Linked DNA regions of Homo sapiens: region 2 is linked to region 1. Evidence: read pairs that join two places in POLR2A ChIA-PET (ENCODE). Cell type or tissue: OCI-LY7. All regions are shown on one strand.

Region 1 (5,000 bases):
CTGGGATCCCAAAGTTATAAATGCTAATCCTGTGACTGGGTCCAACAACTCCCTTATAATCTCTTCTGCTATTGTCCCATTCTTATTTTTTTTTTTCTGTGTGCTTCAATCTGGAAATGTAATGACTTGCTTTGAGGAATTCAAGCTCACTTTTCCTGTCTCTGCTGTGTCCACTTTACTATTAAAGCCATCCAATGAATGCTAGATCTTTCCTTTGCAATATGTTAGACATTGTTCTTAAAGTCAGATATTGCCTTTGGCAGTTGTAAAATTCCCATTTGATTCTTTTTTATATAATTCCAATTCTTTGTTGAAATACTCCCTCTCCTCTTCCATGTTGTCTGTCTTTTCATCTCTTTCCTTTAACAAATGGATCACAGTTATTTTGAAGTCTGTCTTCTAACTGCATCCATTTGCTTTCATGGACTGTTTTTTAAACTTTGACTTTTGGTCACTTTTTCCTACTTCTTCTTACATCTAGTAATTTATTATTGTGTAATGTACATTGTGGATGATACAATGCAGAGGCTCTGAATTATGCCTTCTTTGTAATGAGGTAGGGTGTTTTCCTGGAAGGCAGATAAATACCAGTGGGTCATTTTGATCCTGTCAATTCTTGGATTTCAGCTTTCTTAGGGAAGTCTGCTTTGGTTTTGTCGTTAGTCCCTGGGTGACATGGTTTGGCTGTGTCCCCACTCAAATCTCATCTTGAATTGTAGCTCCCATAATTCCCAGATGCAGTGGGAGGGACCCAGTGGGAGGTAATTGAGTCATGAGGAGTGGGTTTTTCCCATGCTGTTCTCTTGATAGTGAATAAGTCTCATGAGATCTGATGGTTTTATTAATGGGAGTTCCCCTGCACACACTCTCTTGACTGCCACCATGTAAGACGTGACTTTGCTCCTCATTCAACTTCCGCCATGATTGTGAGGCCTCTCCAGCCCCTTTCTTTTATAAATTACCCCATTTTGGGTATGTCTTTATTAGCAGCATGAGAGTAGACTAATACAACCGGTTTACTTTTTATTCCTGGGCATGACTTTCTGGGGTTTCATATAAATGTCTGGGGGTGTGTGCCAAAGCTCTTACCTGTAAATGGAAGATACTATCATCTACCATGCATGATTATGATAAAGTTTAATGGACAATAGGATTTGTTCTAAGCACAATACACTGAGGTCTATGCATCTAGTCCTCTATCTTCCACTCCCCATTCCTGGGCAAACATCACCTCTCCCTCCCTGCCAGCTTTCCCATCTGCGACACTGGAGTCCGTTAGGATCATCAAAGAAACTGAGCAAGGCACCTGAGCCCTGTGTTCAGGAGGACCTGAGGACAAGGCCCAGGAAGTTCCTCAGTTTCTCTGAGTCTCAGGTTCTTCATCCAGAAAGTGGCAATAATAATGTCTATTCTGGAATATTGTTACGAAGATGTATTTAAAGCAACTAACATAGTTTCTGGGAAGCAATCAGGTTGCAAATAAGGATATCCATGTTAATGTTCTGACCACCCTACCAAAACAAGATATAGAATCAGGAAACACGGGCATTGCTGTTAGTAACATAAGAACTTCTGTTATTTCTCCTCAGTCCTAAAGATGGTTGTGAATTCAGATCCTATGTCTATGCCTCAGCATTTTCCTGTAGTGAGTGTAAGAAGTATTCATCCCAACTGGCTTTATTCCTAATATTTAGAAACAACTGTGCATAGATAAAGCGGTCTCCTAAGCCTCAGTTTAAGAACCAGAATCATTCTCTGCTTTCAGTTACGAGGAAGCTAAGCTATACGTATAAAAAGAAGAGATTGAAGGATCTGAAAGTGGCCACGTTGCCTCACTGCCCACCCTGCCTCCCCAGCACACACCCAGACTGTCTCCCATCTCCATCGCTAACTTTTGAGAACCGGAACTGAGTGTGTAAGGGACAGAGGGTGGCATCCATCATTTTTATATCAAGATGCCAATATAATCACTTTCTGAAAAATAATTGCAAGCCTAAGTATATTAAAGGTCTCCTTTCAAAGGCTGCATTCACAATATTCCCTGAATTTAACCTAATGGGAACTAAATTGTGTTGTTATTCAAAGAGATTCAAGGACTGATTATTATTTCAGAATATAAGCAACCTTTGGATTAGTTTTGAAAGATACACAGGAAAAATCTTAGGTATGGCAATCCAGCATTAGTGCATTAGTGAGCATCTACTATGAGCTAGATGCTAGGGAATAAAAAATGTAAATGAGAAGTGATTGCAAGATTCCTGCAAGGTGCCGGGCGAAGTAACAATCCCACTGGGCAGTTCTCTCTCCATTTCCCATCCCCATGGGAAGCAGACACACATACCACTCACCATTCCTTCTTCGTGGCGTTCTTTCCTGGTGTGAATCCCAGGCCACGGGAGCACAGAGGAGGAAGTGACCACCGGGGACAAATAGTGGGCAGAGCAGGATGGACTTCAAAGAAGGATATTTTAAAGCTGAGGGATATAATCTGAAAGTGACACTTTTGAAGACTAAGCCAACTGGAGCTTCAGCTTGCTCTCACTTTCATGTCACCCTCAGGACAGGGCTGCCTCTGCCCATCCCTGGTTGCTACCAACAGCACTTTCAGATTTACAAGGGCTGTGTGAGGCTGGTGCTGGCTGGGGAGGAGGAACCCTCAGCTCATCTCAGGGCTCAGACAGGCAACATTCTCAATCACACACAGCAGCCTGCCATCCAGTCCAGAACCGTTCAGGACCAACTTGAAAAAGTGCCTGATTGCGGAAAGCAAGCCCCCAGCACATGCTCCTGGTCCAGGCTGGCACCCTGAGGCCTGGCTCCTGCTGGCCACAGCCTCACCCTCCCACCTCCTCCCGCACCCCAGCTGCCCTCTGCTGCACCACGAGGGTCTGTGGGAGAGAAAACAATCGTTCAGGGAAGATTGAAAACACCCCTCTTGCTTCTTGCCAGAGAATTTGCATTTTTGGAACAGGTTCTTATTTCTTTTTAAGGCTCAGAATGAGAAGCTTTTAGAAAAGCTAAAAATATCTGTTAACGAAGAAGCAAAAGAAAAAAAAAAACTATCCAGCTTTCTCTTCTTTCTGTGCAAAAGGCTCGGCAGCACCCGGAGGTGCAGAGTCAGCTTTTAGATTCTCTCGTGGGCTGAAAGTACTAGGGAGGAAAAGGTGTCATCGAGGCCTGGATCTTTTAGAAACAAAGATACACGGAGATAAAGATAAAAGAAACCCGAGAGCATGCTACAAAATCATAGGAGTTGAAAACCGAAAATGGTCTGTTAGAGTTAACTTAATATAAATTCCTTGTTTTACAACTAAAGAAACTAACATGCAAACAGGTAAGATGGCTTGCCCAGAGGGGAGGCACAGCAGCTGGGACTAGGAGCCCGACTTCCCCACCCCGGCCAGTGCCCCTTCCTTGCCTGGGAAGACCTCCCTCCCACCATCACAGCACTTGGACCTACAACCGTGAAAATGACTTTAGAGGATCTGGTCCAACCACTGCTAATAAGGTCACCAGCCTCAGCAGCAAGCTGCCTTCCATCCAAGCCTGGGTTTCCCAGCAGCCAGGATGAGTTGCCCCAACTCTGCCTCCTGGGGCCAGGCTTCCAGAACTCAGGGAAACACAAAGGCTTCTGATGGAGTTTCCACCTAGGACTTGGCGCATCAGTAAGAAGGTCATGAACTCGTTCAGGATCAGAAGCATTTAATTATTGGTGGACATTAGAGCTAGAAGGACCCTGCCCTCCATTTAAGCGACAGAAACAGAGGCCAAGAAGGGATATGGCTTGTCCAGGGGCACCAGCAGTTCAGTGGGATTCTGCTTTGACAGGGCTGGTCCTGCAGTCCCCTGCTGCCTCTGCCAAGCTTCTCCTTCGTTTGGATTTTTTGTCCTTCGTGTATTCTCCCAATCGATACCCTCTACCAAGTGCCTACTATGTACCAGGCGTGGTTCTAGTGCTAAGGATACAACATAGAGCAAGACAAGATTCCGACCCTGGGGATTTTATGTTCCACAAACCCCACGTGACCCACATCAGCCCATGAGACATGGGACTCCTGCACGGATGTAAGGAGGTTTCCCCACCCTGGCTTCCCCTAGAAAATGCTTTCCTTCAAGTATGTGCATCCTGTCCCATGGCTCCTGATCACCCTACAAGATGAAGCCCAAGTTCAAAGCCTCCATGACTGGTTCTGCCCACCTTTCCCACATTTCTTCCCCCACCCCCACCTGCCAAATTGTGCTGCAGTCACACAGATCCATAAGATCCACCTGGAACTCCTGCGTGGGGCATTGCTCAGCCTGCCACCCACCTGGGGCGCTTTTCTTCCTACTCTTCCTCTCCTACTCTGCGGACCCTCTTCCCAAAGCAAGGCGTGGGCCATTTGCTGCATTCTAATTGCATGTCTGATAGTCTGTGAAGTGCTTTACAGATGCTACATCACCTAACCCCACAGCGTCGCCGAAGAGACCACCGGCTCAGCCTTGCATGCCTGAGAATCACCTGGAGGCGCTGTAAAATATAACGCCCCCAGGTTCCACCCGAGATCCTCATGTATTTGGACTCTGGTGCTTAGGCATTAGAAGCTGTAAATGGTCCCCTTGGGATTTCAATGTGCAGCCAAGACTGAGGACAACTATAGTCTCTCCATTTTGCAAATAAAGAAGAGAGGTGCAAAAAAATTACCAAACATGCCAACATAAATTCATTGATTCCCATTTCTGTTAAAAAAGATAAAAAAGGCTAGGCACTGTGGCTCACACCTGTAATCCCAGCACTTTGGGAGGCCGAGGCAGGTGGATCACCTGAGCTCAGGAGTTCAGGACCAGCCTGGCCAACATGGTGAAACCCCGTCTCTACTAAAAAATACAAAAACTAGCCAGATGTAGTGGCAGGCGCCTGTAATCCCAGCTACTTGGGAGAATTGCTTGAACCTGGGAGGCGGAGGTTGCAGTGAGCTGAGATCGCACCATTGCACTCCAGCCTGGGTGACAAGAACAAA
Region 2 (5,000 bases), 110 kb after region 1:
AGTGGCAACCTTGGACATTTTCCAAACATAAATAGCAACATTAACACATCATAACCAAAAACACAGGGAAAATATTACTACTACTGTGTGTCTTCCCAGGTCACAGACTGAACTTGATTAAGTACTGAAATACAAAATGTCCACGTTGGCCTCTAAACCATAGATCATTGAGATGCACTATCATTTATTCACTGAACATGTACTACAACATGTACCTGTGCCGGATCCTGAGTGAGACACCAGAGATACAAAGGTGAATAGGACAGGTGCCCTGTCTTCCCAGTAGTCACAGGCTGGAGAGGAGGCCAAACCTGCATTCAAACCATCACAGCACAGTGAGTACCTAATAGTGGAGGAATTAAACCCAGGTGTAGACAAAAACAGAATCAAAACAACGACAAAACATTTGCAATAAAATCCAGGAAAAAATAGAAAATATTTTTAAACTGAACCCTAGGAACTGTATTTTAGGCCCAACTATAAAACCTGCTCTGGTTTAGTTTCTGTAGACTTACAAGTTTCCATTTTCCACATCCAAATGTGCACAGAAGAGATTCAATACCTGTGAGGTTCCAGTGGATTTCAAAATGCACTCACCTCTTGGTAGTGAAACAAAAGCTTATTCTGGTGAAGAATATCTCATGATATGTATGGAGAAGATTTCAAATATCCAAGATTAGATTGACAGATTAAATATTTGGTGTTGGAGTAGTATAAAGGGTTCTGAATCTTCAGAGGGAATGTTCTCAGCAGAAGACACAGCAAATTCAAAGTCCCTGCAGCAGGAAGGGGCATGGCCCAGTACAGAATATTAAGGTCAGTGTGGCTGGAGACAGGCAGCCAAAGGGAAACAAAGACACAAAGGCAGAGAGTTAGATAGCACGGTAGGTAGTTGTTTTAGGACATGAGGACATGTCATCCTTTTAGGACATGAGGTAGTCCTTTTAAGATATGAGGCGTGGGGGAATTTCACCTTTTTTTTTTTTTTTTTTTTTTTGAGACAGAGTGTCGCTCTATCACCCAAGCTAGAGTGCAGTGGTATGATCTCGGCTCACTGCAACCTCCGCCTCCTGGGTTCAAGTGATTCTCCTGCCTCAGCCTCCCGGGTAGCTGGGACTACAGGCATGCACCACCATGCCCAGCTAATTTTTTGTATTTTTAGTAGAGACAGGGTTTCACCATGCTGGACAGGCTGGTCTCGAACTCCTGACCTCATGATCCTCCCTCCTCAGTCTCCAAAGTGCTGGGATAACAGGCGTGAGCCTCCGCTCTCAGCTCATCTTTATTACGAATGCAATATAAATCTATTGGGAGATTTTTAATAGAGGGGTAATATGCTCTGATATACATTTGTTAAAAGGTCATTCTGGCTGCTTTGGGGGAAAGGAATTTAGGTGGGAAAGACTGGTTGTAGAAAGGCCAACTCAAGATTAAGAGACAATAACGGAAAAGTCCAGGGAATAGCTGGTATTGGCTTGGTCCCGGGTGGTAACATTGGAAATTGTGAGAATGGTGAGACTAGAAAGATACTTTGAAAGTAAAGCCAGTAAGGTGGGGTGTTAGATTAGATGTGAGGGTAAAGGAAGTGGTTAATCCTCAATGAACCCTGGGTTTTTGGAATAAGAAACTGGGTGGATGGTGATGCCATGAAGCAAAATAAGTTTTGAGGGATGAAAGTGGGAATCAACAGCAGAGCTTTGGCCTGGTTAGTTTTGAGATGACCCTAGGACATTGAAGTGGAGCTGCAGAACAGACAGTGATGTGTGAATGTGACCTCCTTGGCAGGGTCTGAAGGAGGGATACCTTTATGGTTCATCACCATGCATCCTTTCACTGAATCTGCTAAGCAGTGATATGGTGAGTCTTGTAGAGTAAATAATTATCCACATTTTCCAGGGAGAGCACTGAGGCTCAGAGAGATTGAGTTAATTCAACAAAAGCCGCATCAACAGGTAAATCATACCTCTGAGAATACAACCTCCACCAGCAAGTCTAGTGCCCTTTCTACTACACCACAAAGAAAACCACAGAGAACGTAGCAAGAGAGGGCTAAGAATAATCTGAAATTAGCATATCGGAAATTCCTGTTTTGATTACTTACCCATTAATTTAAATTTTGGGCACTAAACTCAATTATAATCATTTTATTATTATTATTATATTATTATTATTATACTTTAAGTTCTGGAGTACATGTGCAGAACATGCAGGTTTGTTACATAGGTATACGCATGCCATGGTGGTTTGCTGCACCCATCAACCCGTCATTTACATTAGGTATTTCTCCTAATGCTATTCCTCCCCTAGCCTCCCACCCCCCGACAGACCCTGGTGTGTGATGTTCCCCTCCCTGTGTCCATGTGTTCTCATTGTCCAACTCCCACTTATGAGTGAGAACATGCGGTGTTTGGTTTTCTGTTCTTCTGTTAGTTTGCTAAGAATGACAGTTTTCAGCTCCATCCATGTCCCTGCAAAGGACATGAACTCATCCTTTTTTATGGCTGCATCGTATTCCATGGTGTATATGTGCCACGTTTTCTTTATCCAGTTTATCACTGAGGGGCATTTGGATTGGTTCCAAGTCTTTGCTATTGTGAACAGTGCCACAATAAACATACATGTGCATGTGTCTTTACAGTAGAATGATTTATAATCCTTTGGGTATATAACCAGTAATGGGATTGCTGGGTCAAATGGTATTTCTGGTTCCAGATCCTTGAAGAATCGCCACACTGACTTCCACAATGGTTGAACTAGTTTACACTCACACCAACAGTGTAAAAGCGTTCCTATTTTTCCACATCCTCTCCAGTATCTGTTGCTTCCTGACATTTTAATGATTGCCATTCTAACTGGCATGAGATGGTATCTCATTGTGGTTTTGATTTGCATTTCTCTAATGACCAGTGATGATGAGCTTTTTTTTTCATGTTTGCTGGCTGCATAAATGTATTCTTTAGAGAAGTGTCTATTCATATCCTTCTCCCACTTTTTGATGGGGTTGTTTGTTTTTTTCTTGTAAATTTGTTTAAGTTCTTGTAGATTCTGGATATTAGCCCTTTGTCAAAATGATAGATTGCAAAAATTTTCTCCCATTCTGTATTTTGCCTGTTCACTCTGATGATAGTTTCTTTTGCTGTGCAGAAGCAATTTAGTTTAATTAGATCCCATTTATCTATTTTGACTTTTGTTGCCATTGCTTTTGGTGTTTAAGTCATGAAGTCTTCGCCCATGCCTATGTCCTGAATGGTATTGCCTAGGTTTTCTTCTAGGGTTTTTATGGCTTTAGGTCTTATGTTTAAATCTTTAATCTATCTTGAATTAATTTTTGTATAAGGTGTAAGGAAGGGATCATTGTTAAGATGTTCTACTAGCTCTCCATTATCCCTTCTTTGAACTTATAATCAGGCAAGTGTCTATAAAAATTGTGTAAGACTTTGAAATGGACCAGAAAAAAAAAGATTGTAGTCTGTCTTGCCTAGTTCACCCTTCCAAGTTCTCACAAACTTTCCTTGTCTTTGAGCTATTTTACAACTGTAAACTGTAGAAAACTGATAGTAATGCAGGTGATTTGTGTCCATAGAAATGCAAATTGTGTTTGGTGGTGATGCACTTGGTTACTTCTCCTGGGATATTGACCAGTTTTATATCTATTTGTAAATTTACTTCAGTGTCCCTGATTGCCTACGTATGCATATTTTAAATTCTCTTTTGAACTGGTAGTAATATCTTATTGGTTCTTTTATTAATAAATGAGTTAAAGTAAAGCTCTGATAGCCATTCATTCGTGTTTGTATAAGCCGTGATTTTAACACTTTTTAAAAATTATGTTTAACATAGATTACTTTTTAACAATAGAAATGTTAAAATCATTTAAAAAATGTTCCCCCAAATTTTGAAGAATTTATTTTTCTGAAATAAATTGCTTACATTTTAGAAACCACTTTTCGAATTTTAGAACTATAGGTCAATGTACCAGTAAATTACCTGTGAGATTTTCTTTTTTTTTTTTTTTTTTTTGAGATGGAGTTTCGCTCATTGCCCAAGCTGGAGTGCAATGATGCAATCTTGGCTCCACCTCCCGGGTTCAAGTGATTCTCCTGCTTCAGCTTCCTAAGTAGCTGGGATTACAGGCGTGCAGCACCTCGCCTGGCTAATTTTTTGTATTTTTAGTAGAAACGGGGGTTTCACCATGTTAGCCAAGCTCGTCTCGAACTCCTGACCTCAGACGATCCACCTGCTTCGGCCTCCCAAAGTGCTGGTATTACAGGCATAAACCACCCCACCCAGACAACTAGTGAGACTTTCTTATATTGAATAGTTTGTAGTGAGATTAAGGTTTCCATAGCCCACAGATCATGAATGCTATATTCAAACCATTTTCTAAATGGTTGTGGCCAGGTGCAGTGGCTCACACCTGTAATCCCAGCACTTTGGGAGGCCAAGGCGGGTGGTTCACTTGAGATCAAGAGTTCAAGACCAGCCTGGCCAAAATGGTGAAATCCATCTCTAATAAAAACACAAAAATTTAGCTGGGAGTGGTGGCACACACCTGTAATCCCAGCTACTCAGGGAGGCTGAGGCAGGAGAATCACTTGAAGCCAGGAGGTGGAGATTGCAGTGAGCCGAGATTGCACCACTGCACTGCAGCCTGGGCAACAGAGTGAGTGAGACTCCATCTCAAAAAAATTAAAAATAAAAAGTTTTTAAAGTGGTTGTGAGTCTTTCGTAGCTGAATGCCAAAAACTATTTGCTCCTCACCAACCACTTAACTCTTCATTGAACGAAGAAGATGGGTTTTGAAGCAACTTCATACATCCATTCTGACAAAGAAGTGTTGTGTAAGTGTGGCTGCAGTGATGGATAGGGGTTGGTGATCTAATGAACATTTTATATTAGAACAAAAGCAAATATCTCCTCCCCTGGGTATGAAGAACTGGCCACAGAAGATGGGAGTTGAAAAATTTGTAGAAGAAGCCAAAAGCCTATTAGGAAAAAAA

What was found. Peaks named below come from ENCODE experiments on the same cell type or tissue, not always from the same donor. Only the 100,000 strongest peaks of a DNase experiment are listed, where the experiment ranks them.
Region 2: POLR2A ChIA-PET joins it to region 1 with 6 read pairs; 2 of 35 experiments call an interaction of 5 or more read pairs at or near these places.

The regions. Positions count from the first base shown.
Region 1 is chr2:8,275,391-8,280,390 of GRCh38, forward strand. The region is part of intron 7 of LINC00299 (long intergenic non-protein coding RNA 299); the gene reads right to left. Among named protein-coding and RNA genes, the nearest start is that of LINC00299, 51 kb to the right of the region's middle. RefSeq lists an enhancer at 2,341-2,842 and a silencer at 2,577-2,626. In OCI-LY7, no CTCF peak of the experiment used is centred here; DNase peaks (open chromatin) are centred at 2,641 and 3,041; H3K4me3 peaks cover 1,066 bases; H3K27ac peaks cover 761 bases.
Region 2 is chr2:8,382,880-8,387,879 of GRCh38, forward strand. No RefSeq gene overlaps it. Among named protein-coding and RNA genes, the nearest start is that of LINC00299, 57 kb to the left of the region's middle. In OCI-LY7, no CTCF peak of the experiment used is centred here; no DNase peak of the experiment used is centred here.